Linked DNA regions of Homo sapiens: all the other regions are linked to region 3. Evidence: chromatin contacts called from ENCODE Hi-C or POLR2A ChIA-PET data. All regions are on one chromosome and are shown on one strand. Each heading gives the region's core, a stretch centred on a gene start or an enhancer-like site at or near the end of the contact. The rest is flanking DNA. Distances are from core to core; before and after follow the strand shown.

Evidence for each region. Hi-C counts contacts between places; a loop is a spot of excess contacts on that map. ChIA-PET counts read pairs that join two places held with the same protein, here RNA polymerase II (POLR2A). Pooled maps may share reads with other maps.
Region 1: a pooled map shows a loop between it and region 3 (1.9-fold over the local background). The contact joins the promoter of ARHGAP18 here to the enhancer-like site in region 3. A Hi-C loop is called at or near these places in 1 of 50 pooled maps. POLR2A ChIA-PET finds 5 or more read pairs at or near these places in 2 of 52 experiments (GM10248 and activated CD8-positive, alpha-beta T cell).
Region 2: a loop to region 3 is called in a pooled map, with 3 times the contacts of the local background. The contact joins two enhancer-like sites. A Hi-C loop is called at or near these places in 1 of 37 single-sample maps with no recorded cell type and 2 of 50 pooled maps. POLR2A ChIA-PET finds 5 or more read pairs at or near these places in 2 of 52 experiments (GM10248 and activated B cell).

Annotation. Positions count from the first base shown.
Region 1 is chr6:129,708,751-129,711,594 of GRCh38, forward strand. ARHGAP18 (Rho GTPase activating protein 18) reads right to left here and starts at 1,427. Exons shown (of 15, transcript NM_033515.3): 1 at 1,274-1,427. The coding sequence starts at 1,386. RefSeq lists a silencer at 1,701-1,780.
Region 2 is chr6:129,670,547-129,673,313 of GRCh38, forward strand. The region is part of intron 1 of ARHGAP18 (Rho GTPase activating protein 18); the gene reads right to left. Among named protein-coding and RNA genes, the nearest start is that of ARHGAP18, 38 kb to the right of the region's middle. RefSeq lists a silencer at 2,386-2,525. Within about 2 kb of position 1,510, at least 22 of the 41 ENCODE cell types and tissues checked have a DNase peak (open chromatin) inside an H3K27ac peak, as active enhancers do.
Region 3 is chr6:130,113,615-130,116,733 of GRCh38, forward strand. All of the region lies in intron 19 of L3MBTL3 (L3MBTL histone methyl-lysine binding protein 3), which reads left to right. Among named protein-coding and RNA genes, the nearest start is that of L3MBTL3, 97 kb to the left of the region's middle. RefSeq lists an enhancer at 1,283-1,412. Within about 2 kb of position 1,542, at least 3 of the 41 ENCODE cell types and tissues checked have a DNase peak (open chromatin) inside an H3K27ac peak, as active enhancers do.

The sequences.
Region 1 (2,844 bases), core at 177-2,676, 400 kb before region 3:
AGGCTGCTTTACTGCTTAATGATTACTAATACATTACAGAAAAATGGATGAAAACACTTCAAGATCTCTTGATTTAATGATTTAACATTAAGTCATTTAAAATGATGGAAAATGAAATGGTAACACAGCTAAGGCACAAGCACCAAATCTTTTTTATCTTTGGAAATGAATTCATTCAATGAAATACATACTGTGGATGCTATGTGAGAAACAGTTCCCGTCAGCTGGGAGTCTAACACTGAGTATTACAGCCATTCCTTTGATTTTTCTCCCTCCCTCATATTTGGAGATTTTAAAACAAATGAAAGGCAGCATTATTTCAGCTTAAGGCACAGGCATAAGTCACATAAGAACAAAGAAGGTTTTATTATCACATTAAGCATTGAGGAGGAAATGTGCTTACCGATAACTAATTTAGTGTTCTAGGCTATTAGGTTAGTATTTGCTTCTTGCAATCTTCTAGGCCAATATTTACTATTTATATCTTGATGGAGGTAAAAATGTTCAGCTAGTGAGAAGGTCATTAAGGAGAGAAAGAAAAAAAAAAGCCCTTGGAAAATGGAACAAAGTACACAGATAGGGAGAAAGGTACCCTTTGCGCCTCAGTGGTCTATAGAACATTTGCCCTCTCTGCCTATAAAGTGATTTAACATTAACCACATTTCACTCCAGCAGCAGAGTGCTATCTCCTGACAAAAACTCCTTTTTGAAAGCCTGGGGGAAAAAAAATCCACATACACAAAAGAATGTGAAACATATTGCCACAGGCCAGTGTCTTGGGCTTTTTGCCTAAGAGGTTTGCTTTCAGCAAAGAGAGGGGGGAAAAAAAACACTCTAACAACAACAGCTTGTACAGTACAGTGAACAGCCTCCCTGCTTTTTGGCAGACTTTCCCAGCGAACAGTTCCAGTGGCAGTGCCTTGAGCCCATTCAAGAATTCCATTTCATAGGAAAGGAAGTGTTTCAGATAGACCTATTTGATCTTTCAGCATGTGCAAATGCACCTGCTAAATAGCTAGTCTGACAGCCCATATAGCCCTCTCCCCAGTTCCTTCTTCTCTGTCTTCACCAGTAATCATATGGGTTATTTCAGACTTGGACTAGGTGAGATGAAAAGTACATAAAAATCACGCCAAACGTTGCTACTGCTGCTGCACGAGCTCAGGCTCGACGTGCAGATGGAATTCCCTTCTCCCCACGCCAACTTCCCTGTCACTTTCTTCCTGGAGCAGGTAAGAGGGTTTTGTTTTGTTTTCAGCTTCCGAAGGCTTACCTCGAGGTGGCTTCCTCCCCTGCCTTTGCATGGCTGTTCCCGACGGTCTGGTCCTTGCCGCTGGGGTGGTAGGCTGTTAGTACCACTCCCTGGGAACTGGAGAGCCAGCTCATGGTGAGAGAAGGGACATACTTTCTGCGATCCTGACACAGAGAAGGGGAAAGAAGTTCCTGTCTCGCCTGGCAACTCGCTCATTAGCATTGGCCAGCTCCTCCCCGCAGGCTGGCGATTCACACGGGGAGGGGCGGGGTCTGTCCAGGGAAGGGCTTCCTGCCTCTCCAATTAGAAGCTGCAACTCACAGCATGGTTTCAACTCTGGACAATTGCACTCTGGGCGGCTTTGGTTAAAGGAGGCGAAGGGTGGAAGCGACGGGTTGCACCCACCCCCAAGTTAGTCTGATCAGATTAAACTGCCAGAACGTATATTCAACTCATCACTGTAACTACAAGCCGTCTTACTTAGGAAACCATGAGTTGCTGCCAAGGCTTTTTTTTTTCCCTCCCCAATTCCTCTATCTTATAATTTCTGCTACTTAATGTAACATGAGTAAAGGCATTTCTTAACCCCTTCATGTTCAGCGTTAAAATTAGCCATAGTAAAAAACAACGAACCCGCGGCAAAACTCTGCAATCCAGACGACGAGAAAGGCTTGATCCTTGTGTCCGGTTAAAAATGCCCTCATAAAAATTGTGTGTCCTGGAATGTCGTCGTCTTTCACATAAAGCCAATCTCAAATATACGTCTTGTTTTAGCAAAATATTTTTCAGCACCAAAAAGGGATAGACCTACCAATGCTCTGTTAAGTGTTATTGCTGAGAACAAGAGAAGTCCCTGCCATTTGTTGAGCACCTACTATATGCCAAGCTCTCATGGACGGGGGTTTCACATGTATTATCTCATTCCATTCAATTCTCTCTCTCTCACACACACACACACACCGTACAAGATAGGTATCACTATCATCTGTGTTATACATAACACAAGGAAAGTAAGGCTGAGGGACGAGTTAAGTAACTTCACTAAGATAACACAGTTGCTAGTGCCAGAAGCTGGATTTGAACAGAATTCTAGGCTACATTCCTTTTATTTTTCACCAGTATGCTCTTCTTTGTTTTGCAGATTAAGAAACAAGATCAAAATTATCATAAACACAAAAGACAGCTCTGTTCTTTCTCCCCATCTCCCCTCCAAAAAAAAAAATCACTTTTTTGGTTTGTTTTTGAATCAGGGTCTCACTCTGTCACCCAGGCTGGAGTACAGTGGTGATTGTAACTCACTGCAGCCTCAACCTCCCAGGCTCAAGAAATCCTCCAGCCTCAGCCTCCCCAATAGCTAAGACCACAGGCATGCACTACCACGCCCAGCTAATTTTTTTATGCTTTGTGGAGAGGGAGGGTCTCACTGTGTTGCCCAGGCTGGTCTTGAACTCCTGGGCTCAAGCAATCCTCTTGGCTCAAGCTCCCAAAGTATTGAGATTACAGGCATGAGCCACCACGCCTGGCTTCTACTCTGACATACCCAGTAGTCTGAAGGTTTTTTTAGATTTTTATGATTCATTCAACTCTCTAGA
Region 2 (2,767 bases), core at 260-2,759, 440 kb before region 3:
TAATTTAAAAGCAAAACAAACTGCCTGAAGAGAAGGCTACGTTGGTGGACAGTTAAATTATTTGAAAAGTCTCTTATACCACCTACTTCGCATCAAAAGGAGACTCATTCAGATTCACCAAAAGTATGTGAAGTCGTAACTCTTTTTTTTTTTTTTTTTACTGCCTCCCCCCACCAAGACTTTCTCAGCCTACTCCCCTCCTCTAGGAGCTGCCAAATCACAATGCTCTGCTCCCCTATTCTCACCTGCTGGCATCAGCAGGAACCCAGCTCCCCGTCAAGACCCCCTCAGGTTCCTCCCCTCCACACAGATCTCTACTTCCTCAGGCCTTCCTGGAGTCCCAAGAAGTAGCTGACTTTTACCCAATTCCCAATCTGATGTCAGTTTTTAACACTTCCCAGTACTAAGCCCTTCCCAAGATAGAAAACCTACCTCTTCAAATCATAACATTTGCAGTTACAGTATCTTAGAGATGTCAGGAGTTAGAAGCCATGGACACCCTCTAGTTCAGTGGCTGTCAACCTTAACACACTTGTCTTTAACCTAATACCTATTTTATAATCTTCACCTTTATGATTCTGAAGTAAAGTTCAAGTAATTTATCTATACATAATCCTGTGTGTATGCATATGCCCTTTATGATAATATTAAGGAGAAATAAAGGAAAATAATTTAAAATAGGTTTCTCAATATGTGCCTGGACACTAACAGACATAAAATGAAGTGGTCAACTGTTTATTATATTTACCTATAGAATGAGTTCACATTTGGAAAAAAATAAGATCAGAAAACATTCTGCATGAGAAATACAAAAATTAAAAGGATAAAGGGACACGTGTGTTCATCTTCACAAATGAAGATGTGAATTAGGGCCAGGCGCAGTGGCTTATGCCTATAACCTCAGTGCTTTGGGAGGCTAAAGTGGGAAGACTGCTTGAGCCTGGGGGTTCAAGATCAGCCTGGGCAACAAAGCAAGACCTCATCTCTATAAAAAAAAATTAAAAATTACCCAGGTGCAGTGATGTGAGCCTATAGTTCTATTAATAGCTACTCGGGAGGCTGAGGTGGGAGGATTGCTTGAGCCCAGGAGCTAGAGGCTACAGTGAGCTATGATCGTTTACCTGCACTCCAGCCTGGGTAAACAGAGTAAGACTCTGTCTCTAAAAATAAAAAATAAAAAACTTGAGTTAGATTAAGCAGAGGTGAGACTGACTTGTACATGACATCTTCTCAGGAATGCCAAATAGGTCATTCTAGACACCAGACAATTCTTTGTTTGGCAAGTCTGTCCTGAAATTGTAGAATGTCTAACACAGCTGGAACCTGCCCTGCAAATGATGGGACAACATAAAACACCCCCACAAATTCTCAAAATACCCTTTAGAGGGCACTACTGAGAAGTACTGATCTAGTTCACCCCATTTTGCCTCTGAGAACACAGAAGTTCGGAGAGGTTAAGTGATTACAACACTCACAGCAGGAACAGGTCACAAACCATGACAAAGTGGGTTCCAGAAACCAGTCTCATATCACCACCCACACGTACACGCGCACACACACACGCTTCCTCTCCCCTTTCTTCTACTCCTGGCTCAGATTTTTCATCTATGTCCTCTGCAATCATCGCCATTCAAATTTAACCGTCTGTGTCCCTCTGACCCCACCCATCCCAGGTTCTTCTGAATTGTGTGTGCCAACCTTACTCTCCACGGTACATCAAGTCTCACTAATGTGGCCACAACCTTGGCCTTAACTCAGATCACAAAGATCTCTAACTTAGCACAGCCTCCTCACTGTCTCTGGGACCTTCCAGTTCCATCCCTTTATGTCAGTTCCTTCCTTCCCACTCCCAACTCAGCACCCAAGAGAACTCATTCAGCATTGCTCCCTCAACATTACCCATTATGTGTAACATGGGTCTTGGTTGACACCCACTGTTGGCTTTTTCCTTAGTCCTTACTACACAGAAGTGTGACGTATATTAAGTTCCATATCTACACAGGCTTGCAATACTTCCTACTCACCAAACACAGTACGATTCTATTCAGTGTAGTTCTAGTTGTTTAAACATTTTTTTCCAATGGCTGTCCCCAGTATGCTGAGCTAATGCCTAATTCAATCAACCTATAGGAAACAACTTTGCTTTTATAATAATTAGGCAATAAATAATGAGGATGCTCCTTCCAATAATGTCTTTGTTCATGCTCTATGGCTAAGAAGAATGCCCTCTTTCTCAAAAAACATATTTCCTTCAAAATCTGGTTCTTGTTAATATCCTCAGTAAAGCTTTCAAGACCTTAGCACATATTAATCTCTGAATTCTCAACTTATTAACAACGACAGACTTTCAGAGAAGAAAGAAATCTACAGATTACCTAGTCAAGTCATTTTATTTTACAGATGGAGAAACTGGAACTCAGAGAAGGGAGCAAGCAGTCTCCAGTGATATAACCAGTTGTCTGCAGAGAAAGCTGAAACATGGGTCTCTCCACTTCCTGCCCAGTTTCTTTTGAATACACCAATGACTCATTTCATAGCATTTACAGACCTTTCAAAAGATCAGAATTGTTTTTCTTTAAAAATATGCTTCTGCATAAATTTTAGAAAGATAAGTCTATTATGCTTCACAATGTCCTTCATCTAGTGCTTAAAAATGGAAATATTTTTGTTTGCTACGTATTTTCATACTACATGGAAATTAATACAAATATCCAGTTCCTATTTCCCTTGTTAATTTCTTTCTCATTTTTTTTTCCCCAAGTCAAAA
Region 3 (3,119 bases), core at 292-2,791:
ACTGGTCTAATGGCAGAAATCAGTCTGTTCAGTTCATTATAGGCCATTAAAATGGCTTCTCAAGTTGTAAGACCAGTGTTTCCACTATGAGAACTACATAGAGCGGTTGCAAGAATTGCAGACATCAATCTGGTTTATATTTTTAGCACGAATCCAATTTTGCTAGTCACACCGAAAGCCGAGTCTGTACCCTGTTAAACAGATAGGAAAGCAAGCTAACATAAAGTATGAAGCTAAAAGCATATATAAATCTATTTGCTTTGCAAAACTATCACATCAAATAGAATAAAATCAATTTAGAGCCAACCATTCTAAAAGATTACAAAAGTTAATTAGTAAACCTTGGGAAGTTGGTTTTTTGCCCCATGAGGTCTTCTGGGCCGAGAGCTTCATGTTGAATATCGGCGAAAGTAATTTCAATGACTAGGCATTCTCTGGCTATTGTAAAACCTCTTCTCCCTTTTTGTTGATGGGCTTCCAGGTATGAATTAGGAGCTCTGGAAGTGTTTTCCTATTCTAGCTCTTGAGAACTTGAGTTAAATCTGTGTAGTTGTTTATGTACCCCAAAGAGTAGCTTAGTGTTTAGTTAAAACACTCACAGTTCTGATGCCAACCACTGTGACACCAAGGCAGCCATTCAAAGTGCAGGGATAAGATGACTGTGTTATTGCTATATGCCTGTGAAGTTGTTGGAACAATATTGTAACAGGATCTTACTCTATCTCCTTGAATATCACCAATTTCTGACTCAGGAAACCCTTTTCTGTAGAGTAGAAAAGCGGTGACATCTGTTCTCTTTTCCACAACAACAACAACAAAGTAATAGAGTCTCACTCTTAAGAGACATCATCTTTATTTCCCAAACCTCACCTTATTCGTTAAGGCTTTTCATTTAATAAGAGGATTAATTGCTGAGTTTTTCTGGAGGGTTTTTCCTTGTTATCTTGGTAATACCCACCTCATTTATTCATTATATTCCTTTTATTGTATTCTTTCACTAGCGTATGGTCCTTATGCTAAATTATAATTAAATAGGCCTGTTAACCAAAATGTTTTTATTCATTAGATACACAGTAAACCATGTTTACCTCTCCTGGGTGATGTTTATGAAAACATAATTCAGTAAAACCGTTGCTGTTGTATCATCTCAAAAGGAATTTAATTTTAAAAACTCTTTATTTGAATGTTACTCATAGTTGCAGAAGTTTTAGTCCCAAGTCCCACTGGTTTTATTTGCCATCTTTTTCTGAATCCCTTCGAAGGTGGTGATCTCCTTGACCTGAAGCTCCTCAAGTACAGTCGCTCTTCATTTGTACGAGGCATTTTGGAGGCAGTTCAAGTATTCTTTTAAACTTTCTTTAGAGAATGTGGAGATTCTCATTCCCTTATGTTTTTACCTGCGAGTAAGTCACAGCTCAGAAACTTAAAAAAAAAAAAAATGCTGGGAGCATGCAAAGAGACATTCTTTTGATGGCCAAAACAGAAAAACTACATTTTTTAGAGCTCTCTGGTAGTCATCTTCCCCGCTTGTTACTGGGGAAGTACAAGTCTCTTTCAGTTCTGCAAAGGCCCCATGAGACTAGAATAAGCTATTTTGAAAAGAGAAGGGTGGCGTTATTTTAAACCAAGCCAAACTAAGGAGTGAACTTTCACACTTGAGCTGCCGCAAGGTAGCCATGTCTCTGATGCTGGGCCAGCAATAACTGTCAATCCGAGCTTCCTAACCTGGTTGGCAAATATTTCAATCTACATGGCAATCTGCATCTGCCTCCTTTCCTGCTGGACTTAAAGAGGTGGCGGAAATCGATAAATCCCTAAATTGGGGCAAAATAATTTGTTTTTCAATATTTTTTAACAGACTGGAACTAATTGAAACGTAATTGGTTAGAAATTGTTTTTATATGACAAACAGACTTGAAGAAATACAGCTGCACATATTCAACTGCCATCCTATGCATTTACCATTCTAATGTCTGTTTTACTAATATTTATCACAAAGCATAATTAGATTAAGACAGTAAGACCTCTAAAAAGTGACACATAATTACAGAGAAAAAGAAAATACTGAGTCATAAAGAATACATTTTTCCATTCAAGTGGATTCCACTGTCTTTATTAAAAACCAAAAGTATTCTTGAGTAAGATTTCACTATGATTGTATTTCCATTCAATACAACTGAAATGTATTGAATTGAATTGAATTGTATTGAATTGCAACTAAAGAAATATTGCAGTAAATGGCTTCTTGAAAATTCTGAAATTCCAAGAGAAATTGCTGTTTTCCATGCACTTTTTTTTAGGTGCTTTTACCTATGTGGGTGCATTTAATCTTCATGATACCTTATGTGGTGTAGTTGCTATCATCACACCTTCATTCTACAAACATGGAACCTCCTTTGGTTAGAGGCCACATAGCTAGTCCGTAGCAGACCTGGGTTATAACCCAGACAGTCTGACTGTAGTCTGTGCTTGGAACCATTACTCTAAAAGCTATTTTAATAGTTGAAGAAAGGTTAGTTAAAGACAACAGGTGTCAGTAGATAATTTTATCCTACAATATAAGTAATTTATAACTAGGAATAGCTGCTGTGCATCATGCTCCTACTTAAGTGCCTGGCTCTGTGCTAAGTGCTTTCTATACATTATTTTATTTCATTCTTAACATGCCCCTCTGACGTAAAGGATTTATTATCCTTGTTTTACCAATGATGTAACTGAGAATTAGACAAATTAAGTAATTTGCTGATGGTCGTGTAAACCTAGTGAGTAGCAGAACTGAAATTTAAACCAGATCTCTTCACTTCCTAAGATCATATGTGTAACCACTATTGCTGGGCTGCTTCCTCCATGTTAAGATTCATGCACCCAGCTGCAGTGTGGGTAATCTCAATGCTTTGAGAGGGTGAGGCAGGAGGATTGCTTGAAGCCAGAAATTCAGACCAGCCCTGAGCAACATAGTGACACGCTGTTTCTACAAAAAAATTAAAAATTAGCCAGGCATGGTAGCGCATGCCTGTAGTTTCAGCTACTTGGGAGGCTGAGGCTGGAGAAGCACTTGAGCATGAGTTTGAGGTTACAGTGAGCTAATGATGGCACCACTGCACTCCAGCCTGGACAGT